2 separate regions of the Homo sapiens genome follow, and region 2 is linked to region 1. A link is a loop called in an ENCODE intact Hi-C map of the cell type or tissue named here. Cell type or tissue: ovary. All regions are shown on one strand. Each heading gives the region's core, and the rest is flanking DNA. Links, peaks and the distances in the headings are about the cores only.

Evidence for each region. Peaks named below come from ENCODE experiments on the same cell type or tissue, not always from the same donor. Only the 100,000 strongest peaks of a DNase experiment are listed, where the experiment ranks them.
Region 2: a loop joins it to region 1, with 7 times the contacts of the local background. A loop is called at or near these places in 2 of 110 quality-filtered maps.

The regions. Positions count from the first base shown.
Region 1 is chr20:10,496,104-10,512,754 of GRCh38, reverse strand. The region is part of intron 2 of SLX4IP (SLX4 interacting protein); the gene reads right to left. Among named protein-coding and RNA genes, the nearest start is that of SLX4IP, 69 kb to the right of the region's middle. RefSeq lists enhancers at 820-1,114, 855-1,334, 5,412-5,551. In ovary, for the core only: no CTCF peak of the experiment used is centred there; DNase peaks (open chromatin) are centred at 4,024, 7,234 and 11,161; H3K4me3 peaks cover 598 bases; H3K27ac peaks cover 1,078 bases.
Region 2 is chr20:10,193,665-10,210,315 of GRCh38, reverse strand. It overlaps SNAP25-AS1 (SNAP25 antisense RNA 1), which reads left to right. Exons shown (of 5, transcript NR_040710.1): 2 at 13,379-13,498. It overlaps LOC105372524 (a long non-coding RNA gene), which reads right to left. Exons shown (of 4, transcript NR_187933.1): 3 at 13,377-13,449; 4 at 9,486-9,847. Among named protein-coding and RNA genes, the nearest start is that of SNAP25, 17 kb to the left of the region's middle. In ovary, for the core only: no CTCF peak of the experiment used is centred there; no DNase peak of the experiment used is centred there.

The sequences.
Region 1 (16,651 bases), core at 3,546-11,545:
ATAAAATATATATACACAATACATATACTATATATAAAATATATATACACTATATATACTATATATAAAATATATATACACAATATATATACTATATATAAAAAATACTATATATACTATATATAATATATAATACTATATATATTTTATATATATATAATGTATATATACACACACCTATATATATATAAAATTAGACAGGGATGGTGGGGCACAGCTGTAGTCCTAGCTACTTGGAAGGCTGAGGCAGGAGATCATTTGAGCCCAGAAGAGGTATGATTGTACCACTGAACTCCAGCCTGGTTGACAGAGCAAAACCCATCTCTTTAAAAAAAAATACTTAAAGTGACATAATACCAGGATGACAATACGTTAATTTATTGACCAAGACATTTTTGAAACTAAAAAGGGGTGCTATTAATAATTATAACAAAACATCTAGGATTCTCCTACTTAGCACCCACTTGTAAATTCTTTCTCATTATCAAGAAAAACCCCATTAAGTGAAAATTATAAGCCAAGGTCAAAACCCAGCTGTTGCCTGTTTTTGCAAATAACATTTTACTAGAACACAGCCATGCTCACTTGTTTACATATTGCCTATGTCTGCTTTTGTGCAATAATGGCAGAGATGAGTTAATGCAACAGAAACTCTATCACTCACAAAGTCTAAAGGATGTATTATTTGGCTATTTACAGAAAAATTTTGCCAACCCCTGTTCTAGACTCAAGTAACTCAGAGACATTGCTTTCCAATCCCATAATCTCACATTTGTATGCTATTATCTGACAAGAAAAAAATACCAAATTACTTCTCTTATGATAGGCATGAGTTTTTACTATGCAACAATTTCATGTTAAATTTCAATAAATTTTAGTTTCATACTTAATGAACATTATTACACATGGAATGGTCAAAGGAACTCAACTATTTACTAGAGAAGAAGAAAACCACTGTGGTCTCCACACACAGGAAGGGCTGTCACGTGAAGAGGGTGAGTCAGCACCGTGTGGTGACTCAGCACTCTGCTCTCAGTCTGGCCACCTAACTGTGGGTCCTTACGTTTTCCAAGTGTCATCTGCGAAGCTGGGGTAGTAAGAGTACTTTCCTCACAGGGAGGTGGTGAGCATCAAAGAAGATGGAACACGTCCAGCTGCTGTACTGCTTTTCTTAAATTAGTCATTTGTGCTTGCTGTTACTGGTGAAGAGCTGGACATACTCTGCTGGCAAAATTAAAACAGCTGGAGGTAGGTTTCAAGGAGGCAGATTTCAGCTTTCAGCTCAACTTAAGGAAAAGCCTGATCGCCTTACTGTCTGCCTGGGAGTCAGGTGAACAGACAGTCTCATGGAGTTCAACATCCCTGACAGTATCCCTAGGGCAGTGTGAGCCCCATGGCATGGAGGATTCAGAAGGGATTGCAGGAGAGTGAGGATCTGACTAAGACTGCCAGTGCCATGTGTTTTTATCTGAGACTATGATGAAGAAAGCTTTGGGAACGCACACCATCAGCCCCATCTTAAGAACGGGGAAATATGTAGGATACACCAGAGAGTAAATAGGTGTCAGCAGATTATGAGAACAACATATTGCAAACTTTTTAAGTTTTAAAGGACCACCATCAACTCAGAACAGAATAAGGACACAACTTGGTTCCATTTTGCCAAAAAGGTAAATGGAGGGACAAGAACACGGCACCAAAGCCAGGTTCTCTGATAAAGTCACCCGGGAAGCGGCCCTGTCTCCAACAACAGGCCCAGTGGTTTTGGCTGGCAGGGTCCTTCAAAGGTACAGTGTGCCCAATTCATGCTGCGTCCATTCACCCTGGGCCCATTAATAATTTGCCAGGCACCGCCGGGTGCGATGGCTCACGCCTGTAATCCCAGCACTTTGGGAGGCCAAGGTAGGTGGATCATGAGGTCGAGAGATCGAGACCATCCTGGCGAACATGGTGAAACCCTGTCTCTACTAAAAATACAAAAAGTTAGACATGCATGGTGGTGGGCGCCTGTAGTCCCAGCTACTTGGGAGGCTGAGGCGGGACAATCACTTGAACCCGGGAGGTGGAGGTTGCAGTGAGCCGAGATTGCGCCACTGCAGTCCAGTCTGGTGACAGAGCGAGACTGCATCTCAAAAAAAAAAAAAATAATAAAAATAATAATAATAATAATAATAACAACAATAATTTGCAAGGCACCTAAGGCCATGGCCAGGCTCTCTTTCACTGCAGCTTGCTCTATCTTTAGTAGAGCTGGACAGGCTCCACCAGCAGGGCTCCGTGCTCCCCGCTGATACTAGCAGGAAGCAAGATACTTGACTGCACAATGGGCCTGTGGCCCCAGCTGCCCATTATCCAGGATGAAAGGTGTGTGTGGCCACAAGGAGTATGGCTCATGCACTCTTTAGCACCCTAAGGGCTTGGGGATCATTTGTTCAGTCTGAATACAAATCAAGGGTAAAAACCACATGGCAGTGTCACAGACATGACAGATGTAGTATCCAGTGCATGGACGGCACACAGCCTCTTTCCCTTCACCAATCAAGAAGAGTGACTAGTAAATGCTTTGACCATTTTCTTCTTTTAAAAAGGAAATTTTAAAAATTTAAAATTATATTGTTATTCTTCCTTTTAATTCTGCCTGTTTGACTTAATATTATAACATTAGGCTCAAAAATGACCAGTGACTTTTTCAATGACCTTGTTATTTAAAATTCTGTACACAGAATGTTAATAGCTGCATAATATTCTATTATATTGCTGTGTCAAAATTTATTCATCAGGCTGGTGCAGTGGCTCACACCTGTAATCCCAGCAATTTGGGAGGCCGAGGCAGAAGTTTGAGGCCAGCCTGGGCAGCAAAGCAAGGCCCTGCCTCTAAAGAAATTTTTAAAATTAAAAAATAGTTAGGCATGGTGGTACACACCTGTAGTCCCAGATACTGGGAAAGCCGAAGGGGAGGACTGCTTGAGCCAGGGCTTTGTAGTGAGCTATGATCGCACCACTGCATTCCAGCCTGGGCAAGAAAGTGAGACTCTGTGGCTTAAAAAAAAAAAAAAAATGTATTCATCATCCCAATGCGGGACCAACTGTCCCCATTTTTTCACCACTGTAAACAATGCTGCAATGAACATCTTTCTGGATGGATCTTCGTCCACATAGTGAATCAGCTGCAAACTACTTTTCTTTAACAGGAAGAGAATCTGGTCTGTATCAAGGCGATATCCTACCACACTTGGGAAATGAGGTACAGGAGAGCGACCCTCTACTTTATAGTGTTGCCAAGGCTGTCCAACTTACTGGTTCAGATAAATTACAGCCCAAAATCAGAGCAATTTCACCCATGGTGGTCACTGTTCCACAGTGGGGACGGTGCTCTGCTGGTGACTATCAACTCGGTGATCTCAGTCATTTTCCATTCAGGGCTTTAGTTTCTTCAACTGCAAAACTATAAGCTGGAATGAGATTATCTCCATGTTCCCCACTATCTTTATAATTGAATAACAGAAATAATTGAAAGACCCGGGAACAACAATTTCACAGTCAGAGTACCCTAATGCTGAATTACAACCTGATGCCAACTACCATGGCAGTTAAAAGAGACTCCGTGCCCCTGGCACTAGGTCAGACGTTGTGGGTAGAATCACAGGGGAAAGGGAGTGACACCCTGACTCGGAGTGGGAGGAGGGAGATTAACCCATCACAGAGCTACTAAGGAATGCTTACAGAGCCTCACATAGCAGCACTGACCTCAGCATGATTCTCTTGGGAAGGCCATAAATCCAAATGTGTCTGCCAGCCAGTATCAAAATGTCAGGCTGGGATGTCTAACAGACACCCCAAGTTAGGCCCCAGGGTCTGCAGGGAACCCTCAGTGGAGAGCCACTCACTGGGAGTCGTCTTTGGCTGTACCCAGAATTTACTTAATTTGACTATCTCCTTTCCCAGGCCCCAGCGGATGGAACTCATAAATAAAGAGTGAGAAATGCAACTGAAGCAGAGTTAGAAGCAGGCTCACTGACAACAGCAAGAAGGGATAGCTGCCAGCCCACGGAGAAGGAGAACCAGTAAAGTTAGCAAAAGCAGGCAGAAGAGTTTCTAAAGCAACATACTCTGCAAAGCAGTCTGGGCCATGTACTGTAGGAGCAAGTTGCCAGCAGCCCCCGGGAGCATGAATGGATATAGCAACTGTTGTTGAAAAGAACAATCCTGATCAACCCACATCAAAGGCTAATAGACCTCATTTAAGAAGACAGGGAAATGTAAATCTGTGAGATACTTCAGGATCATTTCTATCAAAAGCGTTTCATATAATAAAGGAATAAGCCTCAGTTATCTGGAAGGGTCACCCCTGTTGAGCAGCTCATTTGCTGAAGATATCACAGGGGCAAGGACAAACTGACCCAGGACAAATCATGCTACAGGAATGCTATAAAGAGAAGGATTTTCAGGGCTGGGCTCTCTTAGGCTCTGCCCGCATTGGCATTGTGCCTAGCACTGTGTTAAGCCCAAACTAGGTGCTCGCCAAGTAGGCTGATGCTCCAAGGGCAGGGCTGTGGGCACACACACTGGCTGACTCCGGCCAGGTGAGCACTGGGCCACAACCTGCCAAGTGTCCTCTCATATAAGGCTGGCTCTCTTCTCTACCTCCCCTTCCCCCAGATGCAAACCAGAAACAGGATCTGCTAATAAATTATTAGGCATGATCGCCTCTAGCATGGGGAAAGCAACTAAGAATGGTAATTAGAAGTTTAATGTTTACGTACACACACAAATGTGTGTATATATATATCAAATATACACATATGTGTATATATATCTCAAATATACATATATGTATATATATATATATAAAGGAGACTGTATCCCTCTGCTCCTTGTATGCCTTTTAAGTATTCACAGAGAAATAATAAAAAAGGCTGGAAGCAAACATGCCAAAATGTTAACTGCTGTAAATTCTGGGTGGTTGGCATAAAGTGCTGTTATATTATTCTTGAGACTTCTTTTTTCTTTGCATTTTCCAAATATCTCAAAAAATAAAAGATAATAGGCTTCTGTCCCAGGAGGTATGTCACTAAATCATGCATCCATGTGTCTATCCCTGCAAATACTGACTGCTTTCCTGGGCCTAGTATTTGTTGCACTGCTAGGATGCAGTGGTAAACCAGCAGATCAAATCCCAACCCTCATGAGGTTTTTGGTCCTCAGGGTAAGTTTATGCTGGGTTCATTCTTCCTCTCCTCTCTGAACTCTTATGAGATGGGCAATCAGAAGAGGGTGTCTCCTCTTCCACAACTCATTTCACACAAAGTAAAACCCAAACCCCTGCCGTGGACTATACAACCTTACCTGAGCAATCTCTTCCCACCTTTCCCACCTCATCTCCCCACTTTAAAGGGGCAGTCATAGTGGCCTCTTCCTCTCCTGTCTTGGTCTTTGGCCCTGCTGTTCCTCTGCCTGGGGCACTCCCACCTAACTCTACACATGACGGGTTCTTCACATCTTCCGGGTTTTAGTTCAAATCGCATATCCTCATTAAAAGGCACTTGCCTCCTTGCTTGTCAAAGGCACTGGCCTCCCATAGGCTTAGAACACTGTCCCTGAGACACATCTGAGCTAACTCCCTCATCTCTTCAAGTCTTCTCAAGCAGGCCTTCCCCAGCCACCTGATTTAAAATTGCAGCTTCACTTGAGATTTGCCCAGAGAGTAGAATTTAAGTGTTCTCACCGCCCCACCACACACAAAATGTGAGGTGATGAAGGTGTTAATTAGCCAGATTGCAGTAATCATTTCACAATGTGTAAGTTCATCAAATCATCACATTGTACACCTTAAATATATGCAATTTTTATTTGTCAATCATATCCCAATAAAGTCGGGAAAATAAACAAATAAAAATAAAATTGCAGCCTGTCCGTTCCCACACCCCCTGCTGCCTCACTCCTCCTGATACCTTTCACCTGGTTCTGCTTTTTCCTGTTGGATAGTACTGACTGCTTATGAACATGCTCTACAATTTATGTCTTTATTCCAGTTATTGTTTATGGTCTGTTTCCTGTACTAGAATGTGAGACCCCTAAGAGAAGAAAATGTGCATTTGTTTTGTTCACTGACACATCCTAAGGGTCTCAACAGTGCCCTTGGTAAACATCTCATGTTGAATTTCATAGCAATCATAAACATCTTCTTGTTTACCTGATTACTTATTTAGTGTTTGTTTCTCTTCAAGAGAGCCAGAGAGTTTGAGCAAACAACATAAGGCCTGTCTGTCTTGTTAAATTCACATGCCTAGCATGTAGAAAAGGATTTGACACATTTGAGGTGTTCAGTAAATTTATGAAACAAAAGAAAACACTGTCAAGCTGGGTCCAATGTGGGTTTTTCAATAAAGAAACTGCATTGTAATCCAGCCACCCATTTTCCTTTGCTTCCCTGAAAGAATCTTAGCCATCTGAAAAGGAATCATTATTTTAGCTAGCATAATCGCGATGCAAAAATAATTATTTCACTTATTCTGTACCCCAAGTTTGGAAGTCAACTACAGACTCTAATTGCTGCCTAAATCCCAGTAGTAAACAAACCAGCTTTGCATTTTATATGTTACCATGAGGTTCTCCGGGTTTGCTCCTCAGAGCCAAAGAAATGTTGACACAGTTGCACACCAAGTTTCAACATGCTGATCATGTTAAAATAGTGCACAAGAAATATTTTTCCACTTTATAAAAAGCCAGACTGTTTACATGCTTAAGTGGCCAGAGACTATGCTATCTGTGTGTGGTCCTGAAGTTTCAATATCATAACCATGAATACAAAATGGAGCAGCATGCAATAAACTAGTTTATGTAGTTTCTCAGCCAAAATGGGAATCAAGATGTTACCGTGCAAGAGCTCATAAATGGGCAGGTTAGAAAAGGGGAATAATTTTAATATATTTTTGAAAAAAAAAAGAATTAATGTAATACAACTCGGTTATATTTATACGTATATAATACAGACAAACATATTAAATAGAAGATGAGAGAGACAGAGGACAGAAATAGCTCACAAGGTCTTTGGCCAATAGATTTCTTATCAAGATCACACAGAAATATGCTGAGCACAGCATTAACTACAAGCCCAGGATCAAGTGGTAGAAAAGATCTATGAAATGGTTACCAAACACGGATCTTCAGTACAAACATGAGAGAGATGAGAGGCGTTCCTTCAGCTTGGCCCAGTAGCTGAACATAAGCCTTGTGCAACCTCCCAGGAGCACTCACCAGAGGAGGGGCCCTAAGTTCACAGTCGGGCTAAAGAAGACATGCCCTGTCTCCTATGTCTTTTCCATTTTCCGAGTAGCACTGGCTTTGGTCTACAATAATTTAGTCTTTCTTCAAGCTAGAAATAGAATTTAAGCAGGGGCTCCACCCTGTCCAGACAAGATATAAGTGAAAAGAGACCTCACAGAAAGAAAAATTATCTACATCTGACTAACTGAAGACATGCACACATTCCCAGAGTCTAGAGTTTAAATGTTCAAGACAGTTTCTGGATTCTGGGCTGTTTGCATTTATCATTCCTCTAAGTCCCCAAATGCTTCAGGTTAGTGAGGACTGCTTGTTCTCACATTTTTAATAGCTTTCTACTTGAAGAAAGTTCTCAGTACAGTGTGTCTAAACAAAAAAATAAATCACTTAATGTGAGCAGGTTCATGTTGCAACACGAAATGCCACTTCCCATTTGATTGCCAAATGCACAAACTGTTATTCTCAGTTGACTGAATAAGTGAAAGAATGGTACTTCATTAAATTTTTTTTTTTCCTGGCATTATCTTTTTTTCCTCCTACAGTTTCTTTTACAGAGTCTTCCGTGGCTATAGGTCGGAACAGTTTTCCTGTTGCTATGAGAACGGCATAAATAAGTCAAGTTTAAAATTCACTTTGGGGGTATGGAGCCGCCACAGTTCCGGCTACCTAAGCCCTCCTGGGTGTGTGTTGCGTACTCTTCCCTATAGGCAGTGGATCACAGCCATTTAACATGGCCTTCCTCCACCATGGCCCATCTTCTGGCCAGAAAAATCCCACAAGCCTCGCAGAGGCCCCCTCTAACTGCTTGGGCTTCTACACACAGACCTAGTAATGGTCTTCTGTGCTGCAAGGAGAGAAATATAAGCTCAACATTAACATTTCTCCAAGTGCAGAAATTCATGGGCCTCCCAAACTCCACCAAGCACCCTCCTACTTCCTCTACAACAATGCCACTGAGCAATGATCAAAATGAGGAGCCCTTGGAATACATTTGGAAGGGCAGAATAATGGGCCAGGAAGCGGGTCTAGGAAGGGGCTCTTTACATCCCCTGCTGTAGCCTTCCAGATCTGCCTCACCGAAGGTCCAGGGGCTCCCACAAGGGACCAGAGCTACATCTGCAGGAGGGTGGTTCTTCCTGTATTTTCAGGGCATTCTCTATTCACAATTAATCTGTCCACTCTTCCAGTGCTCCTGGACCTCAGAGACAGAAGGTATGCTTGTCTCACTTTACTGAACTGCACTCCAAGGTTTGAAGATCAAAAACCCTACTCCTAAGACAAGCCAGTCAGTGAGGACAACAGTATTTAGGGAAGCTCAAGGCTGTCAAAGGAAAGGTCAAGAGCGCTCTCCACCCTTAAAAATATCTAGGCTTTCTTCATGGCTGCTGCTTCTTTCTCACGAAGAGCATTGTGGGTTTAATTGTGGGCTGAACTGGATATCATAAGATCCAAAAGATATTAGGATAAGTCCTAACTCCCAATACCTGTGAATGTGACTTTATTTGGAAATAGTCTTTGCAGTTGTAATCAGGTTAAGATGAGCTCATTAGGGTAGATCTTTAATCCAATATGACTGTTGTTCTTCTAAGAGAAGAAGACAGAGACACAGAGAGAAGAGCTGTGTAATGACAGAGGCAAAGATTGCAATGCATTTACAAACCCAAGAAGGCCTAGGGTTGCCAACAAACACCAAAACTAGAAGAGGCAAGGAAGGATCTCCCCTAGAGCCCTCAGAGAGAAAGCATGGCCCTGCCAACACCTTGATATCAGACTTCTGGCATCCAGACCCATGAGACAATAAATATCTATTGTTTAAAGCCACCCAGTTTGTGGTTGTTTGTTACAACAGCCCTAGGAAACAAACTCAAAGAGCAAATTTTGCCTTGAGCTAAGAAACGAAGTCATGTCATTTGTGAACAGAGATGATGCCTTTCAGAGGAAAGCAAAGCTGCTTGCAAAAGCATAGGGCACACACATCAAATCCTCCCATGGCAAGGTGGCAGCAGGCTGGTCCAAAGAGCAGGTCCACAGAAAACAGCACATTTGGCTACTTCTTAAGGGTGCCTGGCAATGTCTGGCTCACACTTTCTAGGTTGCTTCAATGGTCCATCCAACCCAGCCACACCTCTAGGCCACCTATACTAAACTCTGCCAGTCAGTCACCCGCCAGCTGTTAGGGAGACTCAGTGGCTAGTTTAACCCTGTAGACCTCTGGCGGACAGCAGGCCTGAAGACTCAGAAGGACTGCATCATATACACCCTTGGGTCCTACCTTAACCTTGGCATACAGAAGAGTCCCATTCATACCCAGAGTGAACCCTGCTGATATAAGGGAATGTGGGAGGACAGATGGCAGGGTAGGCCATAGTGAGGTGGCCAACAGTTGTATCAATGCTGGAGGTGTGTCTAAGGCAGCACAAGGCACTACAACTAGAGGAGGAACCAGACTCACAGTCACCAATATCAAGGTCAAATAGCAAGAAAGATAACATGAGCCATCAGGTCTAAAGAGCCAGATGCCCATTGTGAAGGGCTACTAGAACATACTACTGGCAAATTCTCTAAATATTTACTGAGCACCTATTATGTGCCAGACATTATTTTAGGCATGGAGGATAGCAGTGAATAAACCAGGTAAAAATCCCTGTCTTCATGAAGCTTGCATTAGAATAGAGACAGACCAAAAAGAAAAAAAAAAAGGAAACTATTTAGCCCATTAGATGATGACTTGAGTATGATGAAAAAGAATAAGGCAGAGAACAAGACAGAAAATTTTGGGGAGGGGGCAGTTAACAGAGTAAATGGGGTGGTCAAGGAAAGCCTCAAAGAGAAAATGATGCCCAAAGAGAGGGAGTACACGCTGCAAATATCTGGGGGAAGAGCATTGTAGGCAGCAGGAGTAGTAAACACAAAGGCTGTGAAAAGGAGGCTGGCATCTTCGAAGAAGTCCTGTGAGGTTGAAAGTGAGTGGGTTTGTGAGCGGGGACATGTGAGTGTGCATGCACATGCACAGAGAAGAGTCAGATCGGAAGGCCTGAGGGCATGGGCTTTGCCTCTACATAAGATGGCCTGGATCAATACCCCAGCATTGGAGCCGAGGAGTGATGGGATCTGACTGGTGTTTCACAGGATCCTCTGCTGCTATGTAGAGGGCAGGCTGAAGGGAGGCGAGGGCACAGAGACCAGGTAGTGCAGAAACACATGGGCCTCCCAACTCCTCCGAGCATCTGCAGTGCCTCCCACTTCCTACACAGAAATGCCACAGAGCAATAATTAAATGGAAGCCATCTCTCCTCACTTAAAGGGGTAAGTGCCTCACCTTTACTAGCACTGAGGATTACAAATCTTTGCCAGTGGTGTGCAGTTACTTAACCCCCTTGAGTATCTATGCTTAAGAAAAAATGAATAAGCCGCCGTTTCGGCCCCACCCAGTGAAAAATCTGCCAATAATTGGCTTATTGAAACTAAATGCAAACCAAAGATCACATCTAGGTTTATTTAAAGACAAACGGTGTGCTCTCATCAGAGTACTGTAAGCAATGTGCCCATTACATTTTTACATAGGCATTCAAAACATGCATATAAAAGTAGTACATTTGCTTAAAAGTCTTATAACAAAATACTAGATTTTTTTTAAAAAGTTGTCTGCGTCTCGGAAGAAAATGAAAGGAAATGAATACATTTTGACACGAACTTTTCTTCATGGCCACAACAATTCTTGTTTCACCACCAGACTGCTTTAAGTCTGTTTGTCTGGGTAAGTAGAAGCAAGGAAAACCTGCCATCTGGCATGACTGCCATCTCTTTGTGGCCACACAATAAGTCTTGGGCAACTCTGCCTGCTGCCCTCGAGAACCAAGTGGGGTGGCAACAGCGGAGAGGAGGTAAAACAAGGAGGCTTCTGTGGAGGCAGAAGTATTTATCATGAGCAGTTCCGCCTCTGAAGGAAGGAGATTGCTGTGGGGGCTGAGCACTTTATTGCTGGGCCCCAGCTTTTTGGCAACTGCAAACAGTCAACTTGCAGCTCTTTGGGGAAGGTGAATTTACAGATGAGGACAGCTCCTTTTTTAGCTCTGGTTCCTTTACTACTCATTAGCATCTTTTTTTGAAAGGATAGACTGTGGGGGGAGGGGAGAACAAATAAGAACCAAATGTAAATTAAAGCATTAGTTTCTTTTGGAGTATAGCGGAAATTTTTCTGCACTGATTATACATACATTATTATATAATGTCATTATTACTCCCTCCACCATCACTAGCATTTCTAAATATGGTAATATTATATAACTACAATGTTTTTCACCTATTTTTGCCATCATCATTGTAAGTACATATGGCTAAACTTGTGCTTCATATGGGAACTTTCGCGATTTATTTTCAGGTGTAATTCCTGTAACTAAGCCACCAACTAGTTTCATCAAATATCACCATGGCAGTGGGGAAGGAAGCCTACACCAAATGAACACATGAAAACACTGGTTCTACAGGATTCTAATGCATTATCTCCCTGCAGACATGGCCTTAATCTGTGCTTATGTAACACACTCTGCATTCAGCCTGAGTTTGGAAGCATTTCCAACAAGAACATTATCCATAAAACAAAACTGGTTGCAAATTAGAATCCTGAAATGAGTACCTGAGACATCATGAGGGGCAAAGCATGCAATGGTAGACCCTTACAAATGTTCATATTTTTATTTACTTATTTTATTTATTTTTTGAGACAGGGTCTCGCTCTGTCATCCAGGCTAGAGTGCAGAGGTGCAGTCATAGCTCATGCAGCCTCGACCTCCTGGGCTCAAGGAATCCTCCCACCTCGGCTTTCCTAGTAGCTGGGACTACAGGTGTGCACCACCACGCATGGTTAATTTTTTAATTTTTTTGCAGAGACAGGATTTTGCTATGTTGCCCAGGCTGGTCTTAATTTCCTGGACTCAAAGGATCCACCTGCCTCAGCCTCCCAAAGTGCTAGAACTATAGGTATGAGCCACCATGCCTGGCCCCATCTTTTTCCACACATGAAGAGAACCACACATAGAACTTTAACACATCAGTGGCTCATGCCTGTAATCCAAGCACTTTCGGAGGCCAAGGTGGGTGGGTCACTTGAGGTCAGGAGTCCAAAACTAGCCTGGCAAACATGGTGAAACCTCGTCTCTACTAAAAATACAAAAAATTAGCCGGGTGTGGTGGCGGGCACCTGTAATCGCAACTCAGGAGGCTGAGGCAAGAGAATTGCTTGAACAATTCAGAGGTTGCAGTGAGCTGAGATTGCACCATTGCACTCCAGCCTGGGCAACAGAGTGAGACTCAGTCTCAAAAAAAAAAAAAAAAAAAAAAGAATTTTGACACATAACATCATAAATTCAAAGTCTTCCCCATCTATCTAAACCCAGAGCTCAGACCACAATGTCTAATAAAGGGACAGGGTTCTACATAATCTTCTGGTCTCCTGACAAAAGAGGTGTTTCTTAAATAAGTCATCTAATAATTGTACAATAACCATGTTTTAACCACAGCTTTTCTTTTTCCAACTTTGACATGTACCATTTCCTTGAATTCAGTTATTGGGTTTATTTGTATTTTTGACAGCAGTCATTATCATGATTAGCTATACATAGATTTACTCTTCTAGATCCAGTTAAACCCAGGTTATAGATTATAACAGACCTAGAATATTTAACTTTTATCATTTTGACTTTTAAAGGACTACATTTTAAAAATATCTTTTATCTCCAATCAAATGGATACTATGCTATCCTCTGTGAAAGGAGGGTAAATAATGACCTTGTTCTCATGTATAGTCATACCTTTCAGCATTTTCACGGACATCAAAAAATTTGTCTTGTCTGTAGGTAATACTACTAATATATTTAAATATTTCCTGTGCCAGGAATACAAATGGGAAGATGAAGCACATTGATTTTCATGAAAATTATCATTCATACAACAGACACTGTTTTTCAAGCAATAACCCATTACTGGATCCTGAAATCAGCTTACTGATTTACAACCAATATGTTTAACTGAATGCAATGAATTGTCTAGAATTGAATAAAACAAGGTATATTACATGTTACAAAGCTACATATTATTTTGTGATACTTTGGTTTCAATTATTTGTGTAAATGCATGTGTGCGTGCATGTTGTGTGCATATGCATATTGTGTATGTATGTTGGGGTTCTTCAAATCATGTAAAATGTATTTCTTATTGTAAGTAAAGTTCAAAGATAGACAAGTGTCTGTCATTTAACTAAAGAGAGTAAGCTATAAAAGTCCAAGCCATATATAACATAAAGAATTAAAGTTGAAAATCTGTATTAGACCCATAATTTTTGTCATTAAAGAAGTTAATAAGATCACTAAATTTAAAATAAATAAAAATTTGTTCACACATATAGTTAAGATAATAATGATTGCTGTAAAGATACAAAGTAGGGAGTAGAGATATTTTAACATCCAAAGCATATGTAAATATACATATTTTAGTTGTGATCATCCTCAGTGATAATTTATTGTCCAAATGCTTTATGTTATTTTTCCTACCTAGAAGAGGCCAATAAGAATCGCTATTGTTCTAACCCTATACAGGGTAGAATGATATGATAACAAAGTAAATTTGTCTAAAGCAGGAAATTTTTAAAAATTAGAGGATTTTCAAAAAGAATTTTAATATGGATATTAAAAATCTGAATCTTGAGAATAAGGGACAATAGACTCAATTACAATAGAGTGTCAGGTATAATCACCAGTTGTAAACTCCGTCACCACAAAAAAAAAAAAAGAAAAGAAAAGAAAAAAGAAATTGCTACAAGCACCAAAGAACCTCCCATCAAGATGATACAGTTAAGTGCTTATTTTGAAGCATCCCTATGGCAATGATCAATTTCCTTAAAACCATCCACAAAATATTACAGTGTTAAGACACTTCAAAACTGAGATAACCATTTCATGAGACAGAAATGGACCTGAAATAAGCAGGAGGCAGGGTAGATACCACAGAACTGGCAGGGGCACAGGAGGCAGGGTAGATACCACAGACCTGGCAGGGGCAGTGGGAAGTTCCATTCTGCAGAGTAATGGGAGAGATAACCCCTGAGGCCACACTGGGTGGGATGGAGAAGGACTCGCCAGAGGAAAACTTCTGCTAACAGATTGACCTAGGGCACTGGCATGATAGGAAGCTGTAAACACAGGGAGGCAGGAAAACACAAACACAGCCTCAGGAACTGAACAGAGCTGCCCACTGGCTCAGCTAATAGATTAACAATATCTAATTCACTGCAAGACAGATGATCTGAAATTATATTACCTATGTCATCAAATCTAGGATGCCAATAATTGTTAAGGAAGAATATTGCTATGTACCACTAAGAAAAAATATTGCCAGTTAAAATGATATATCCATGAATTATAGATGTATCCCAATCTGAAAGATTTTAAAACATGAAAAAAAGTGAGTCATGGAACTGATAATATGCTCTATGACTTGGCTCTAGACTCCATGGTGAAGGAGTAGAGAGAAGAGAAAGCTGGTTCTCAGTGAGAAGAGGCCATTTTTTAGAAAAAGCAAGATTGGTGGAAGGATTGCATACAAAGGGCAACAGAGGAAAAATTAACACCAAAAAAAATTTTTTTAAAGGAAGAAGCAGCAGCCTACTCAAAATGAGCCTCCAAACCAAAATTCCAAAGTATATGAAGAATTCTAATATTAAGAAAAGTGACCAACAAAGTCAATAACCAGAAAAATAATTTCTGGAACAGTCTATTTGAATTCTAAACAAGTACATTTAAGAAGTTTAAAGAAATAAAAACATCATTTCATTAAAATGAGTAAGAAATTATAATACAGAAAGAGATAATGCTGATAGGAAACCGATATGAAAAAATGATAAACACAAGTAATAGGGCAGAAATAAAGTTTCCGAAAAAAGAAAGCAAAGAGAATAGTAGAAAACCATATTTGAAGAGGGTATACTAGAGACTGCCAAAATTGAGGAAATGATTCCTCAGATGAAAACACCTTTGAGTACAAAGCAAAAAAGATAAATCCACATCTAGACACTATAGTGAAAGCATAAAGTATCAGGGATTTTTTTAAAGTTGTAAAATTTAAAAGTTATCACAAAATCTAATGGCAGATGTCTCATCTACAGAAAATGGAAGAGTGCCTTCAAAATATTCACAGAAAATATCTGTTGACCTAAAATTTCATACTCATGTAAAATAAACTGCCATCCAAGATTCAATGCAAAGTAATTTCTGACATTGAAAAACTAAGTATCAATCAATCAATGAGGGACAGACTCCCACAGTCCCTCATTAAAAGAACTATTAAATGTTTATCACTGGGAGAAAATGCATGGGATACCTGAAACAATAGTGACGCCAGATACTGATTAAAAACAAAAAAGAAAAGAAACACACACACATAGATACATACACTTAACTTCTGATTGAAAAAATATTAATAACCAATTCATTTTATATTAAGAAAACACTGTGAAAGTTGTTCAATGTTTAAACAAAATGTGCTAAGTCTAGGTCACATATGGAAAAAGGATAGAAATACTGAATGACTTTAGAATTTGCTGAAAAATGTTAGAATGAAATCCATGAGAGATACTGTAGATGATATGACCCCAAGCCCCATTCTTAATTTCTTCCTGGCTTCCTTCCAGCTATAGAAGGCTACCTGGCACAGTTCTAGCCAACAACAAAAGCCCCTTGGGTGCTACTCCCAGAAGTCTTTGCTTTTCTGACAAAAAGAAAACTCCTCAGTGAGCACGCCTTTTTTTTTTGTCCATTTGGCCTTTCCCAATTCCCTCCTGCCTAGTAGTACATGGATGTGAGGAAGTGCAGCTGCCAGCCTGCAGCCATAAAGCTATAAGAATGAGGAAAAGCCCCCAAGTTATGGGATGATAAAGCAAAAGATAGAAAAACCTGGGTCCCTGATGGTAGGTCCACCTCTAGGTTTTGTTTCGTGCAAGAAAAATAACTCCTATTTGTTTGTGACTCTCTAATTGGGTTTTCTGCTACTTGCATTGAGTATAACTTTAGTAGTAAAAAGAATTATGAGCAAACTCTAAAAGAAGAGAATTACTGTGTATGATGAATTAAGCAGAAGACAGGAATAGGAAAAAGAAGACACAAAATAAAGGGCTAGCTAGGAGACCTGAAATGTTGCCAACACGTAGAAATGATCAATGCTCGGGTGATGGATACCCTGACTTGATCATTACACATTCTATGCACGTAATAAATATCACATGTATCCCAGACACATGCATAAGCACTGTGTATCAATTACAAAAATAAAATAATTTAAAAAGAAAAAGAATGGCAAGCAAAAAATATAATGTAGT
Region 2 (16,651 bases), core at 2,831-10,830, 300 kb after region 1:
TAACAAAATTATTTCAAAAAGCTTTTATGCAAGCTCTCCTGGTTTGGGTGGGCTGCAAAATTCTGTCTTCAATGTCCTCTCCTATAATGCTTTGGAAACTCCATAACCTTTCTTATTCAGTATAACAAAACGGTATTGATTTTTAAAGTGGAGAAAAGAAAGATTCCTTGAAATGTATTTTTAACCCCTGTGTTTTTCTAGGCAATGTTAAGGAAAGATACTGAGATTAAAATGGAAATATGAGACATGAGAGCTGACATCTGGTCAGGAGGTCTGTTGGAGCCAACATTTTAATAATAAAATTATGATTATGAAAGAGCCACTTTGGGGATGGTTGAATAAGGACCTCTGAAAATCTATTCCTTCATAAAAGCAACAAGAACACTAGCAAAAATTGTTAAAATAATTTTTTTGTTTAGAAATCTGGAAATTAACCAAAGGCTTGCAACAATCTGAGGAGCATTTATTCAAGAAAAATGTCTACATTTTGGGTAAGAACAAGAAACTTTGTGGCATTTAACTTGCCCTATTGCCATTCCCCTTTCTGCAGCTTTATAGCAACCTTGAAAACCAGGGACCTACATGCCATTTGGAGGGTAACAGAATTGATTTGGAGCTCCCCAGAATCCCATCCAGAGAGAATTGTCACTATTTAACTTGTCTGAAAATTTCCTGAAGGTGAGGATCAAAAAACTACCTATTGGGTACAATGCTCATTACCTTGGTGACAAAATAATCCATACCTCAAACCCCCATGACATGCAATTTACTCATGCAACAAACCTACACAGGTACCCCCTGAATCTTAAATAGAAGTTGGAAAGAAAAAAAGTAAAAATAAAAAATAAAAAGTTCCCTAAAAACTACCACTCTTGAAGCTTATCTTTATTTGAGGTAACTTAGAACTCACATAGTATAAACATTATCTCCCCAAAGCATTAGTCAAAAACAATCAGCATCAAATGTTTCACATAGCAGCTGCCTGAGGCAGTGGTAACAGCTGGGACAAATAAGAAGTTGACCAAAAATCATAACAGGAAATGCTGGAAACTGAGATGTTCATAGGGTGTTTTCAAAAGTTCTCACGTATTTCTGGGAATCTAGAAAGCCATGCACATGCAGAAAGCTGGGTGCATGCCCCAAATCTGAGAAGGCCCTCTTCTCTCACCTCTCCATAACCTGAGACTGCATCATCAGGAAGCAAAGACTAAGGCAGCTTTGTAACCTGCCTGGTGGAGCATTGAAAGAGTACTCCAAAAAATACATACACAGAACTTCTCAGCAAAGACTGTGAGCCTTATTGGTGCAAGGTATTTAGGGAAATCTCTGTCCAAACATGAGCTGAACATTAAATTAGCTGAGTAGAGACTTCAGGGCCATACACAATAAAGAAGACTTACCAAAGTAGTTCAGCAAAATCACTCAACAATCAAACAAAACTCCCCCAAATAGATTGAAAAAAAAAAAGATGAAATATATATACAATGCAAATAATCAAAGAGAATTGGATAAAGTGGATATCAGGCAAAATAGAATTTAAGACAAAAATTGTTACTAGGGACAGTAACAACAGTAGTAACAAATAGCAACAGTAACAAATGCTGTGGGATGAAGGTAGAAATCTGATTTCCAGAATTGCCGCATTATATTATTTAAAATGTGTAGTTCTTAACTAAATATTAAGACATACAAACAAATGTGGCCCATATGCAGGAGAAAAACAGTCAAGAGAACCTGTCCCTGAGGATACCTAGGCATTAGAATTTCTGGACAAGGACTTAAAATCAGCTCTTATAAATGTGTTAAAGAACTAATGAACTAGCCCATGTCCAATGAACTAAAGGGAAATATGGGAAAGATGTCTCACAAAATAGAGCATATCAATAAATAAATAGGTATTGTAAATAATCAAATAAAAATTTCGAAGTTGAAAAATATCATAACTGAAATAAAAAAATTCATTAGAGAAGCACCGTAACATATTGGAGGTGGCAGAATAAAGAACAAGCAATTTCAAAGATAAATCAATTGAGATGATTCAGTCTGAGCAAAATGGAAAAAGAATGAACAAAAGCTAATGAAGCCTCAGAGATCAGTGAGACATCATCAAGCATACCAAGTCAGCATAAAGGAAAACCAAAAGGAGATGAGAGAAATGGGTAAATAGAACATGTGAAGATGTAATGGCCAAAACTAACAAAATTTTGAGGAATAACATTAATCTAAACACCCAAGAAGCTCAACAAACTCCAGTAGGATAACTTAAGGAGATCAACATCTGTGTGCATTACAATCAAAACTAAAAGTCATGGAGGGAAAATACTGAAGGCAGAAAGAGAAAAATGGCTCATTATGTCCAAGGGATCCTTAATAAGATTAAGATTCTCATTAGAAACCACAGAGACAGTGGGATGACATGCTCATATTTAAAGTACTGAAAGAAAAAGACATTCAACCAAGAAGTCTATATTCAACAAAATTATCCTTCAAAAGGAAGGAAAACAGCAACAATAACTAAAATAATTTGTTGCTAACGGACCTTCCCTGTAAGTACTAAAGGAAGTGCCTCAGCTGAAATGGAGAGACTGGACAGTGACTCAAATCCACATAAAACAATAAAGAGTACTGGTAAAGGTAGGTACAAAGAGAAATATAAAAGCCAGCTTTATTGTGTTATTTTGGTTTGTATTTTTTTCTTCTCCTATCTGATCGAAATTACATAAAGCAATAATTGTAAAACTATGTTGATGAGTTTATAATGTATACAGATGTAATTTGTATGAAAATAAAAGCACCAAGGAGGGAGGAGGGAATAGAGCTATGTCAGAGCAAAGTTTTGGTGTACTATCAAAATCAAGTTTGTATTAATTTGAACTAGATTTTAAAAACTTATCACATTAATTGTACTTCCCAGCTATGCACAGTGGCTCACCTTTGTAATCTCAGCTACTCAAGAGGCTGAGGTGGGAGGATCCCTTGAGTCCCGGAGTTCAAGCCCAGCCTGGGCAACATAGCGAGACATCATCTCCAAACAAACAAACAAAACAAAACAAAACAAAAACTTTACTGAAAAACCCAGAAATGTTTTTGGGAAAATAAACAGTATGGTTCTAAAATTTATATAGCAATGCAAGTAACCCAGAATAGCCAAAAAATCTTGAAAAAGAAGAACAAAGTTGGAAGAGTCACACTTCCGCATTTCCATACTTAATACAAAGGTATAGTAATAAAGACTTTACGACACCAACATAAAAACAAATAACTGGGATCAGATTAAATGTCCAGAAGTAACCCTTTCATTTATGATTAATTTATTTTTTGACAAGGGTGACAACAGAATTCAATGTGGAAAAAAATAGTATTTTTAACAAATGGTGCTGCAAGAATTGGATATCCACATGCAAAAAAATGGCGTATCTGTTTCTCACACCATATAGAAAAACTAACTTACCCGAAGTGATCTATAGGTTCAATGCAATTCCTATCAAAATCTCATTGACATTTTTTTTCAGAAATAGAAAAATCCCTCTAAAATTCATATAGAATCTCAAGGGATTCTAAATAACCAAAATGATATTGAAAAAGAAGAATAAAGTTGCAGTTTCAGATTTCCTGATTTCAAAACTTACAATGAAGCTTCATAATCAAGGCAGTGTAGTATTGGCATAAAGTCAGACCAATGGAATAGAATAGAGGGTCCAGAAATAAATGCTTGCATATAGTATGGTCAAATCATTTTTGACAAAGGCTCCAAGACCAATGGGGAAAGGGCAGTATTTTCAACAAATGATGCTCAGAAAACTGCAAAATATGCAAAAGAATGAGGTTCATTTGCAAAAGAATGAGGTTGGCCCAGTTCCTCATATCATAGAAAAAAATTAACTCAAAATTGATCAAAACCTTAAGAGCTAAAACTATAAAAATCTTAGCATAAAACATATGTGCACATTTTTATGACCCTGGATCAGGCATTGAACACCAAAATACAAATGACAGCAAATTATAAATTTGACTTCCTCAAAATAAAAAAAAGTTAAATGTGTTTCTAAAGATACAATTTTACAAATGAAAAGGCAAAAAGCAAAAAGGAAAATAATATTTGCAGATCATATATCTGATAAAGGACTTCTATGCAGAGTATTTAAAGGACCTTTACAACTCAATAAAAAGACAACACAACTTAAAAATGAGAAAAAAATTTAAGAATTATTTTTCTAAAGCAGATTACAAATGGCTAATAAACACATGAAAAATGCTTGACATGATCAGTCATTAGGGAAATGCAAATCAAAACCACAAGGAGATACTGCTTCACATCCCCAAGATATCTCTAATCTAAAAGATGAAAAATAGCAAGTGTTGGTAAAGATGTGGAGAATATATAACACTTATCTATTGTTGGTAAGGTATAAGATGGTGTAGCCACTTTGGAAACATTTTTGCAGTTCCTCAGAAACTTAAACACAGAGCTACCATATGATGCAGCAGTTCTACTTCTAGGCATAAACCCAAGAGAACTGAAAACACATATCCATCAAAAAAATCCTGTACATAAATGTTCATAGCAGCATTATGTCCAATAGCCAAAAAAAGTGGAAATACCAAAGGCACAGGCAACAAAAGAAAAAAAAGTAAGTTGGACTACATCAAAAATAAAAATCTCTAGGCATCAAAGGAAATAATTAATAGAGTGAAAAGACAACCCACAAAATGGAAGAAAATATTTGCAAATAGCATATCTGATAAAGAATTAATATACAGAATTCATAAAAAGCTATAATTCAACAACAACCACACAACCCATCTCAAAAATGGGCAAAGTATTGGAACTGATATTTTTCCTAAAAGATATACAAATGGCCAATATGCACATGAAAAGATGTCCAATATCACTAATCATTGGAGAAATGCAAATCAAAACCACAATGAGAAGCCACCTCACACCCCTTAGAATAGATACTAAGAAAAAAACCTGAAAATAACAAGTATTGAAAGAAATGTAGTGATATTGGAACTCCTGTGCATTGCTGGTGGCAGTGTAAAATGGTAGTTACTATAGAAAACAGTAAGATGTATCCTTGAAAAATTAAAAATAATTTGCCATATAATCCAGCAGTTCCACTTCTGGGTATATATCCAAAAGAATTGAAAGCAAGGTTTAGAAGAGGGAGTTGCCCACCGTGTTCATAGCAGTATTATTCACAATAGCCAAAGAGGGAAACAACCCAAGTGTCCATCGATGGAGGCATGGATATGTAAAATTCATATACATAAAATGCAATATTTTCCACCTTAAAAAGGAAGAAAACTTGGACACATACTACAACGTGGATGAACCTTGAGGATACTATGCTAAGTGAAATAAGCAAGTCACATAAGTACAAATATTGTTTGATTTCACTTACGTGAAGTACCTAGAGTAGTGAAATTCATAGGGACAGAAAGTAAAATAGTGGTTGTCAGGGTGAAGATGGAGAAAAGAGAAAGTTATTGTTCAACGGGCACAGCATTTAAGTTTTGCAAGATGAAAAGAGTTCTAGAGATGGATGGTGGTGATGGTTGCACAGCCATGTGAATGTACTCAATTCCATAGAACTCTACACTTAAAAATTGTCAAGACAATTATTAAAGTAAATTATTATAGTACATTTTATATGTATTTTATCACAGTGAAAAAATACTGATGCCTGGGTAACCTTTCCAGAAATCCTCAGTTAATTGGATTGAAGTGAGTTCTGAACATGATTTGATAATTAAAAAATCAGGCCAGGTGCAGTGATTAACACCTGTAATTCCAACAATTTGGAAGGCCGAACGGGAGGATTGCTTGAGTCTAGGAGTTTGAAACTAGCCTAGGGAACACAGTCAGATCCTGTCTCTACCAAAAATTTTTTTAAAAAAGTAGCCAAGTGTGGTGGCACATGCCTGTGGTCCCTGCTACCTGGGAAGCTGAGTGGGAGGACCGCTTGAGCTGGGGAGGTTGACGCTGGAGTGAACCATGACCTCCCCCCTCCACCCAGCCCACTGCACTCCAGCTTGGGTGCCAGAGTGAGAAAAAATTATTTTTCAGGTGCATCTGGTATTTCAATCTATTCCTTGGGTCAACCATGAATAAACTAATAGGTGTTGCCTTGTTTGTTTCTTTCTGGTTCTTTCCATCCACTCGATGCTTTTTTTCTAATTCCTTTCTCCCTTCAAGAAGCCCTAGTGACCTAATCTGCTGCGGCAGATAGCTTCTACTAAGGATAGATTATCAGGTAACTAATTCATAGTAAGCATTTAGAGACTTCTCACCAAGCTAGAAAATCAGAGTAATTTTAAGAATTGAGTAAGGTGAGGTTTTACACACATTGCCAGGTCGTTAAAGAGATCTTGTGGGAAGAGATATTTCTGGTACAGGACAGCTGCAGGGTATGAAAAATATACTTTGGACATGAAGTCAGATTTATTTTTATTTATTTAATAAACACACATATAAAATGTTATAAGTTGCAAGCATTCTAAACACTTTAGAGATTTAACCCCCTACAACTTTCTGATGTTTATACTATTATAATGCCCATTGAACAAATGAGTAAACTGAGACACAGGGCAGTTAAATATCTTACCCAAGGACATTCAGCTAATAAGTGCCAGGACCCAGGTGCCAGCTCCAGAATACAAGTGCCCAAACATGACCCGTTATTCTGTTGAACCTTCTCAACTCTGCTGTAGGTTCTCATTCTTCCTCTGCTATGTCTGTACTGTGTGACTTTTTGAAAACCAATTAACTTCTCTTAGCTTGTTTTCTTATTTGTAAAATAGAACATTGTGTTTAGTTGGAATAGGATGTCATGCCACACACAGGGTCTAGCCAATCTTTTTCTTTCTTTCTTTTTTTTTTTTTTTGAGATGGAGTCTCCCACTTGTCGCCCATGCTGGAGTCCAGTGCTATGATCTTGGCTCACTGCAACCTCCACTTCCTGGATTCAAGTGATTCTCCTGCCTCAGCCTCCTGAGTAGCTGGAATTACAGGCGCCCACCACCACACCGGGCAAATTTTTGTACTTTTAGTAGAGATGGGGTTTCACCATGTTGGCCAGGCTCGTCTCCAACTCCTGACCTCAGGTGATCCACCCGCCTCGGCCTCCCAAAGTGCTGGGATTACAGGCGTGGGCCACTGCGCCCAACCAATTTCTTTGTAACTGATAGAGGCACCTTTTTATTTTTCTGCCATCTGTGTTTCATGTTAAGCTGCATGTTAAGTTGTCGCAATCTATTTAAACCAGGAACCCCTAACTATGAGTGTCTTAGAAAGTCTGGGCTGAAGTAAATCTCCAAAATGTCTGCTGATTTCATGAATGAGGAAACTGAGGAAGAGGAGGAAATACGGGGCCAGCCTTTTAACCATCAGGCGGTTACTTTCCCCCACAGTATATATTTGAGTAGTGAGCTTCTAGACAGAACTGAGCACTTCAGGCCTATTCTATGTTATTGAAGAATTGTGTCTATCCCAAGTCTCTGGGGTCAATTCCCACTTGTGTTATGACAGCAAATATAATATGTAAAAATTTCGTAATTTGGAAATTGGAAAATGACTGTCACAGGTGATTGGAAACAGAAGAGAGACAGGAAGTTGAGGCAAAAACTTGTGAGGGGGGCATCAAGCTTACAACATAGGGTGGCTTTGCAGACCAGGACCATTTTGCTTGCAAATTATAGAAACCAGACCACAATAACTTAGGCATAAAAGGAAATGTATTGGCGTATGCAGTTAAAAAATCTGGAATCAGATCTATAGTTTCAAGCAAGGCTGGATTTAGGTGCTCAAACAATGTCATCAGGAACTTATCTCTCATCATCTCTGTGTTGATTTCATTCTCAGATAGACTCAGCCAATTATCATCAACAGCAGAAAAGAACATGCCACTTTTCCAATCGTTCCAGCAAAATCCCTACTTTTTTTAATTGGTCAGACCTGGGTCATATATTCATTCCCAGAAGCCATGATAAGTCAACCTGACACACATCGACTAGGAGTGGGGAAGGAAACTCCTTTCAAGGAAAAATCAGAATGAGGCAAACAAGAAGGAAATGCATACGGAGCAAGCAAAAATACCAGGCACTCATCCCAGAGAGCAGGGCCAATTGACAGGGGAAAGTATTGAGTGCTTGGGTGGGAGGTCAGAAACTCAGTAAGGTGCTGGGCCTTGAAGCGTTAATTCATCTAATACAGTAAATCTGGCTACACATGCTTTTCCAGTGGTATACTCCTGGTGCGATTCTTGCTGAACCTGTGCTTCTCAGATTCTGATTTAGTGGGTCTGGAATGGAGTTCAAAAGTCAACATTGCTAACAAACTCCCATGTGATGCTGATGTTGCTGGTTAGTGGACCACATTGTGCTAAAGCATTAACGTAAATAATTTCTAGCTGTGGTGAGTTCTGGCCTCTTAATTGCCCTGCCCTTGAATTGGTGAGAGGTTGGACGATTCTGTATGCCCTGTCTGTGTGCCCTTGGCAGGCTCCATCCTGCTATCATTCATCTCTCTCAGGGGTATTTGGGAATGAGAGGCAGCCTTTCTGCCAGAATTATGGGCTTCCTCATTTCTCTACCCCAGGACTGCATGGGTTTAAGGCACTGGACCAAAGGAAAGCCTTGGCATGGGGTTCTGGAAGGTTAGTTAGCTGGCCCAAGATCAGCATTTTATTTAATAAAAGGGTCAGAGATAATTCAGTTTCTTGCTGCTCACTTATTGCTCTTTGGCTATAGACTAAAGGGATTTGCCAAAGCCCAGATGACTATAGTTGCAGGAGTGTGTCCTGCTGAGGCCAGCTTCAACCAGCAGAACGGCCAAGTTGACCCACAGGTTGATGAGTCACACAAAATGGTTGTTGTGAGCTGCCGAATTTGGGGGAAATTTCAATACTGTATTATTATGGCAATAGATTACTAAAAGACTATCTGTGTGGATTTGGGAATTTTTTTTTAACCTCTGTAAGCCTCTGTTTTCTCTGTAAAATGAAGATAAACTCATGTAGGGTTATTGTGAAGATTAAATAGAATAAGAAGGAGGAAAAACTTGACCTAGTATTCCAATAAATAGCAGAATTAGAAATACAGTTTTCCTGTATACAGCCAGTCTTCAAGAAGCCTCATAGAGAAAGGAACTTTCTGGTAGAATTAAAAAGAGATGGTGTAGAAAAAGAAGAGAGAAGGGAATTTATTATTCCCTTTTGGTGTCAGGTGGTTTCACAGATCATCCAATATATTTTATAGAATTGTGTCTTCCCTACCAACTTATGTGGTAAGTTTTTCTATTCCCTTTTCATAGATGAGGAAACCAAGACACAAAAGCGAACTGATTTTGTTAACATCAGATAGTCAATGGTAGAGGACCTGGGATTAAAAAAGCGAAAACACTAAAAAATGAAAAATAAATACAAAAGTTAGATCTTTCACTCTAAATACCTTGCTCTTTCCACGATTAAACCCCAACTCAAACCTTAATCACATTACAGCTTTTATTTAAATATTTTTATTCAGCGCTCCCACTACAGAGTAAGAAAATACATGTCTTAAACAAACCTTTCAAAGATTACTTTCCTTTTTCTATTTAACTTATCTTTTCTTTCCAGAACCAGTCTCTCTCTCCATCTCTTTGAATTTCTCCCTGACTCTCCAGCTACATCTCTCTTCCTCTCTTCTCCCTGACTCTTTCTCTGTCTCTTTCTTTCTCTGCCTAACACAGGCTGTCTTCAGATCCTTGTAGTTAAAATTCAAGTGGAAAGCAAGTGACTCAGCAAGCTGGATGTTAATTTCTTTAGTTTATTTGTTCTTAAAGAAAAAAATTCTCTTGGCAGCATATCTAGAAAGAGAGAAATGAAAATTTTAAGGCTCTTGTAGGAAAAGCATCTTAGGTACACACAGTCTATATGGTATTTTTAAATTCAACCAGGCAGGAAAGGAGGCCCAAGCTCACAGCAGAGTTTAAATAAACCTCTTTACTGTTTGTGCTCACATGAATGAGCCATTTCTTCTTTCTATGTTTAGTGTCTGTAGGAAATCAGACCTAGGATTGCTTTTTTTTTTTTTTTTCTTTGAGAGGGAGTCTTGCTCTATCACCCAGGTTGGAGTGCAGTGGTGCGATCTTGGCTCACTGCAACCTCCGCTTCCCAGGTTCAAGCGATTCTTCTGCCTCAGCCTCCCAAGTAGCTGGGATTACAGGCACCCACCACCATGGCTGGCTAATTTTTGTATTTTTAGTAGAGATTGGGTTTCACCATGTTGGCCAGGCTGGTGTTGAACTCCTGACCTCATGTGATCCACCCACCTTGGCCTCCCAAAGTGCTGGGATTACAGGCGTGAGACAGCATGCCCAGCCCCTAGGATTGCTTTCGTCAAGTTTGATTCTTCACCTTTATCTGATTCTTGATTTGTACACATATAGCTTTTTCACTTTGTATTCATAGAAACAAAAGACTCAGAACCGTGTTGCCATTTGGTGCCATGTGACCTAGATTTGGATGAGGTATTGGTCAGCAAAGGCCATGTTATACTGCAGTAACAAACATCCTCATGCTCATAATGGCTTAATATAAGAAAAGTTTATTTTTCCTCTTGCTATGTGTCCAATGTAGATTAAAAGAGCCTTTCTTAATCGTCCTCACTAGTGGTTATCTGCTGATGGAGATTCCAACTTGGGATTCCATGACTGTCAATGTAGAGAGAAAGGGGGAATGAATCAAGCACAGTTACTTAAATGCTTCTTCTGGAAGAGACATTCATTACTCTTACTCATGTTTAAGCCAAGTCATGTGGCCTTTTTTTACTTTAGGGAGTGGGGAAGTGAGCCCTCCCACACCCCTAGAGAAGGAGAGCCAGGGTTTTATAAACAGCTCTAATAACTAGCCCAGATGGTCTCCCTGAAGTCAGGTAGGGTCCTTGCTTCTCCTGGACCAATAATAAAATAGGATCCAGGCTGATTCATTTTTCTCTTAGGTGAACTAACTTCTTTTCTTGGAAAGAAACGATGTCATATCTTATTGTGCAGCTTAGAAGGTTAACATGTACAAGAAATATCTGTGCTTTGAAAAAGATAACACAAAATTTTATTCTTTAAAATGATATGTACTTGGAGATAATACCCTTAAAAATAAGCAATGTCCTTTTTTAGTTATTTCTTGCTTCTAATGTTACCTGGAAAAAGTCTTACATTGCTCATGCTCTTGTTAGGAGTTATTAACTTTATTTTTAACCTATAATCCATAATTATCACTGAGCTCCAGGAAGTTGAAATTTTGTTCATATTGTAGATGTGAAATTTGGCTTTCCAAGGTGAACTGAACCTTCAAATATGTAAAATATATTTTAAGAAATTGCATGCATATGTTTAAATTTCAGCCAAATAAAAGTCCTCTTGTGATTTTCTAAAACATTTATCATATTTTCTACCAAATAGGATCGACAGAACTTGACTTAGAAAGCTGGCACACAGCTTCACGGAAGCAGCTTCTAGAGGAATGCTATCCAACATAACTTTCTGTGATGACAGAAATGTACTACAGCTGCCTTGTCCAATAAGGTGACTACTAGCCACATGTGGCCATTTAGTTCTTAACATGTGGCTACTGCCACTGAGGAACTGCATTTTAAATTTTGTTGAGTTTTGATTAGTTTAAATTTGTATAGCCACACAGGCCAGTGCTAGTATATTGAATAGCACTGCTCTAGAAGTTGGGCTTTCAACTGATTTTATTATTGTTGAACTTTAAAAACCGAAAATGCATCCTTAACTTGAAATAAAGGAAGCTCACATGTGCATTCTTGGTCTGCTTGCTGAGAACCTGAAACTGCCACAGTGATGTTTTCTAATTCTGGGGTGTGAGCATCTTTGAATTCTAGCAACTTGCAGAATCACTTATTTGGGGGTAGACTCTGGGTTAGGCCATGCTGGGTAGCATTTTTGGACTGTGGGATGGGATAGAGGGGGAGCTAGAGACTGTCCTCAAGAAGAACTATTACTTCAGTTGGTCTGGTGGCCCGATGACCTCTCCTGGTGAGACCAGTGGGCTCCAGCAGGTCACCTGAGGTGGTCAAGGAGAGGATCCTGCCAGCTCATGCTGCAGAAGAACTGAGGTTCACAAACATACAATCATCCCATAACTTACTCCTGCTGTCATCATCCCCCATCACTGTGGGGATCAAGGTTGACAGTTTTACATCTCCTTCTATTATTTGCCTCCCACCTCAGTATGCCCTCTCCATCATTCTGTAAAATTACATTTGCTGTTTTAGCCAATTTTTCTAGAGTATAAAACAAACATAATTTCATCCCTCCCTCAAGTATACACTCAAAAGACAAATGCTCACCCTACAAACCACCTCTTCCCAATATAGATATTTGGGAGTGGACATTGACCATCACCATCATCATCACCAGGAGAAAAGGGTTGACAACGCTCCTTCTCTGATTTGTCCAGAGTTGCCAATCCTTCTTAGGTCTAACAGGTGCCAGCCTCTGTGCTAAGCCCTCAGGATACAAAAATGAATTACAAAGGTTTCCTTTTTCAGTGAGCTCCCAACCAACAGCTGGAGATAGACATGTAAACAGTTGACTCGTGATAACACATAATAGTAGTGTGAGGTGTTTGAAAACAAAGGATAGGGAGTGACAAAATAAAATATTTAGAATGAGATTAATATTCCCCCTAGTTACTTTGAATTTAGAGAAAGAAATATTTCTAGGGCCAGGCTTGTTGGCTCATGCCTGTAATCCCAGCACTTTTGGAGGCTATGTTGGGAAGATTGCTTGAGGCTAGGAGTTTGAGACCAGCCTGGGCAACACAGCAAGACCCTTTCTCTAAAAAAAAAAAAGAAATATTTCCAAAAATGTTTATGGTAGAGATGGTATTAATACTCGCCAATCCTGATGCTTCTTTCTGGTCTCACAGGCTACGTTACCCAGACTCATTTTTTGTTTTTTCTTTGAGATAGGGTCTCACTTTGTCATTCAGGCTAGAGTGCAGTGGCGTGATCTCGGCTCACTGCAGCCTCAACCTCCCAGCTCAAGTGATCTTCCCACTTCAGCCTCCCAACTAGCTGAGACTACAGGCATGTGCCACTATGCCCAGCTAATTTTTAATTTATTTTTTTTTGTAGCGACGAAGTCTCCCTATGTTGCCCAGGCTGATCTTGAATTCCTAGGCTCAAGAGACCCTCCTGGCTCAGCCTCCCAAAGTGCTGAGATTACAAGCATGAGCCACCACACCCAGCCACTAGCCTCATTGTCATTTAGGCAGAGGCCATGTGACAAGGTTCTGGGCAAAGTATCTGGTCAAATTGACATGCCTCCCATAAAAACCTCCTGTTTTGTTCTTCATGTTCTCTTCTCTTACAGGAGCCATGGAAGTCAAATGCTGAGGATGGTGGCATCATAGGATGAATGGAGCTGGGTTCTTGAAACACTGCCTGGAGGAAAGACAGCAAAAATGCCTCATGAATCCAACTGGACTGTTAGGTGAGAAATAAACTTTAATTATGTTAAACTACTATAATCTGGGGGCCATTTGTTGTAACAGCTAGAATCAATTACCGTTACTAATATATTGTTCAAGTGGTTTCAATTGGGTTATCAGATATAATCCTTTTAATCTCCATATTTTACCAAAGAAGAAATGAAGTAACTTGCCTAAATTCATACAGCTAGTTTTTGGAAGTTCTAGGACCAGAACCCAGTCTCCCAATTTGCAGCCAAAGCTCAGCTCTGCAACGCCAAACTTGCCTCTATTCATCTATAAATAATTTTCAACAACTCTTGTATGACTGCTGGTAAAACAGAAATATGTAGATTGAATTTTATGGAAAATAAAAGTTGTCTTTATGGGGAAGAGAACAAGGTAACACTGAGGTTTACCAAAAGGGATTTATTTTGATATTAGCATATTTAGGTTGCTTATAAAGTGCTGAATTTAAAACATGGCTGGATTTATCTATCAGGACAATTTTAGGTTTATCATTAGGACAATGCCTTGTTATGTTGTGTGGTTTTGTTATTCTATGCCAGGTATATAAATTTATGCTTTGCTGGGAGGTTGGAACTATTTGGATACAACATATGGGTTCATCAATTACTGAGAAGAGTAGACTAACTTTTTCAAGACTCAGTATCATCAGATTGAGCTCTAAGTTTCTTAGTCCATGGACTTAATCCATAACATCCATATTTTCTAGAATAAAGTGGGACAAAAGAACCTAGAGTAATTCAATTTCTATGGCAAATGCTGTTGCTGGTATGATCAATAGCCATTCTTCCCTTCCATCATAGATATCAGAATCTTGATACATTTGGGTGGAACCAGCCTAGCCCAGGTGATGATGAATGGTGATGAACGTAAATCAGGAGTGGCAATCTTGGTCTCCCTTGCAAATGATAGTAGTGGGAGTGGAACCAAATTCTGGCTAATGAAATGTAACTAGATATCCACTGAAGGCTTCAGGAAACTATTTTCCTCTTTTCTGAGTGGAAAGTATGAAGAAGAGCCATTATTGTCTATCCCTACCTTCCTGCATCTGGATTTAATTGGGTGAGGATATGACTCTTGGAGTGGCAGCATCAGTTCAAGGAGGGGGAAACACCTGTCTGGGTTGGAGCATTCTGTTCTTCACATCCCTTTACAACACTCCATCCCTCAAGAGCACAATTGCTTGTTTTTCAAGTCATGGGAATTGAGCAATTAAAGATTGGGCTTTGTATAGGAACTATAGGGTTCATGTCCCCACTCCACTTCTCTGACATATTGGCCTGGTTACCGTACTGTCTCTCTACTCTGAGTATGAGTAATACAAATAATGCCTGCCCTCAAATTTCTTATTTGTAAAACTAGGATAATAAAAATCTACTTGATAGTGTTATTGGAAGACTTAGATTAGTTTATTAAACTAATGTTTACTGAGTGCCTACCATGGGCCAAAAATTGTGGAAAGCACTTATGATGCTAAGTGAACAAAGTAGACATGGTATCCTGCCCCCATGGGATTTCAAATCTAGTAGAAAAGACAGGCAAGAAAACACATATTGTTAAGTAAATACACCAAGAATCAGCAATCGTAATATTTTCAATGAACTGAATAGGATGGGACAATGGAGAAAAATGGTGGGACAGGAAGACCACTTTAGACAGGGTGGCCAGAAAAGGCCTTCAAAAGGTGGCGAGACTTAATCTGGGATAAGAAAGAGGTAAAGGAAGACACCAGGCAAAGAGCAAGAAGCAAGGAAAGAGATTTTTGTAGCAGATTAAAGAGCAAGAGCAGAAGCCTTCAGATGAGGAAGAGCTTGGCTATTTCAGGAGAAGCAAGAGGGCAAACATGGGCTGGGCATGGTGGCTCATACCTGAAATCTTAGCACTTTAGGAGGCTGAGGTGGGTGGATCACCTGAGGTCAGGAGTTCGAGACCAGCCTGGTCAAAATGGTGAAACCCCCTCTCTACATGTAATTATAAAAATTAGCTGTGCATGGAGGCATGCTCCTGGTGTCCCAGCTACTCAGGAGGGAGGCTGAGGCAGGAGAATTGCTTGAATCTGTGAGGCAGAGGTTGCAGTGAACTGGGATTGCACCACTGCACTCCAACCTGGGTGACAAGGTAAGACACTGTCTCAGAAAAAAAAAAAAAAAAAATTGGGCAAATGTGGCTGGAATGTAGTAAGTCAAAGAGTGAGAGTGGCGGGAAGAAAGACTGGAGAGAAGGAAAGGAAATAGGTCATGGAGGGTCTCATGGGCCATGATACTCAGCTTGGATTTGATTCTAAGCATGATGAGAAGTTTCTGAATGGTTTAAGCAGGGAACCGACATGATCTTCTAGGATTTTTAAACCAAAAATAGCTTTTGTGTAAAAAAGGTTTGGAGAGGTTCAGAAGGGATCAGACAGGAGGCTACTGTAGTGCTGTTGGCATAAGACACTAGCAGCTTAGACTGGCAGAAATGATGTGAGTGGAGTGGACAGAACTAAATGGATTAAGAAAAATTCAGAAATTAGAATCAGCAGGACTTTCTGATGGATTGAATGTGGAAAGTGAAGGAAAGGAAGAATTAAATGGTATCGTCCAGAGTTTTGGCTTGAAGAACTGGACAGATAAGGGGGCCACTTTTCAAAAGGAAAACATTGAAGAGGTTTTTAGATGGGGTAAACATCAAATTTGGTATAGATTTTTTTAATGGCTATGAGATGTCTACATGGAAGTGTAGATTGGTGTTGAATACGTGTCTACACATATGTCTAAGCTGGTATATCAGTTAGCTATTGCTGTGTAACAAACCACACCAAAAGTCAGCAGTTTAAAACAATAACTATTTTGTTACCCTATGAGGTTGCAGGTTGTTTATTTAGCTGGGTTAAGCTGGGGGGACTCATTTAGTCTTGCTTGAGTTACCTCATGCATCAGTAGTCAGCTGCAAGTTGGTTAGATGGCTTTGCTTCCAGGGGTTGGTTGATTGTCAGTGAGTGTAATGTTCCATGTGGTTTTTCATTCTTTAGTGGGCTGCCTTGGGTTTGATCATATGGTAGACGGAGGGCTCCAAGAGTAAGCACAGGCTTAAAGTTGGTAATGCAGTTGGTATTCCCCAACCTTCTATTGGCCAAAGAAAGTTATAGAGCCAGTTCAGATTCACTGGGT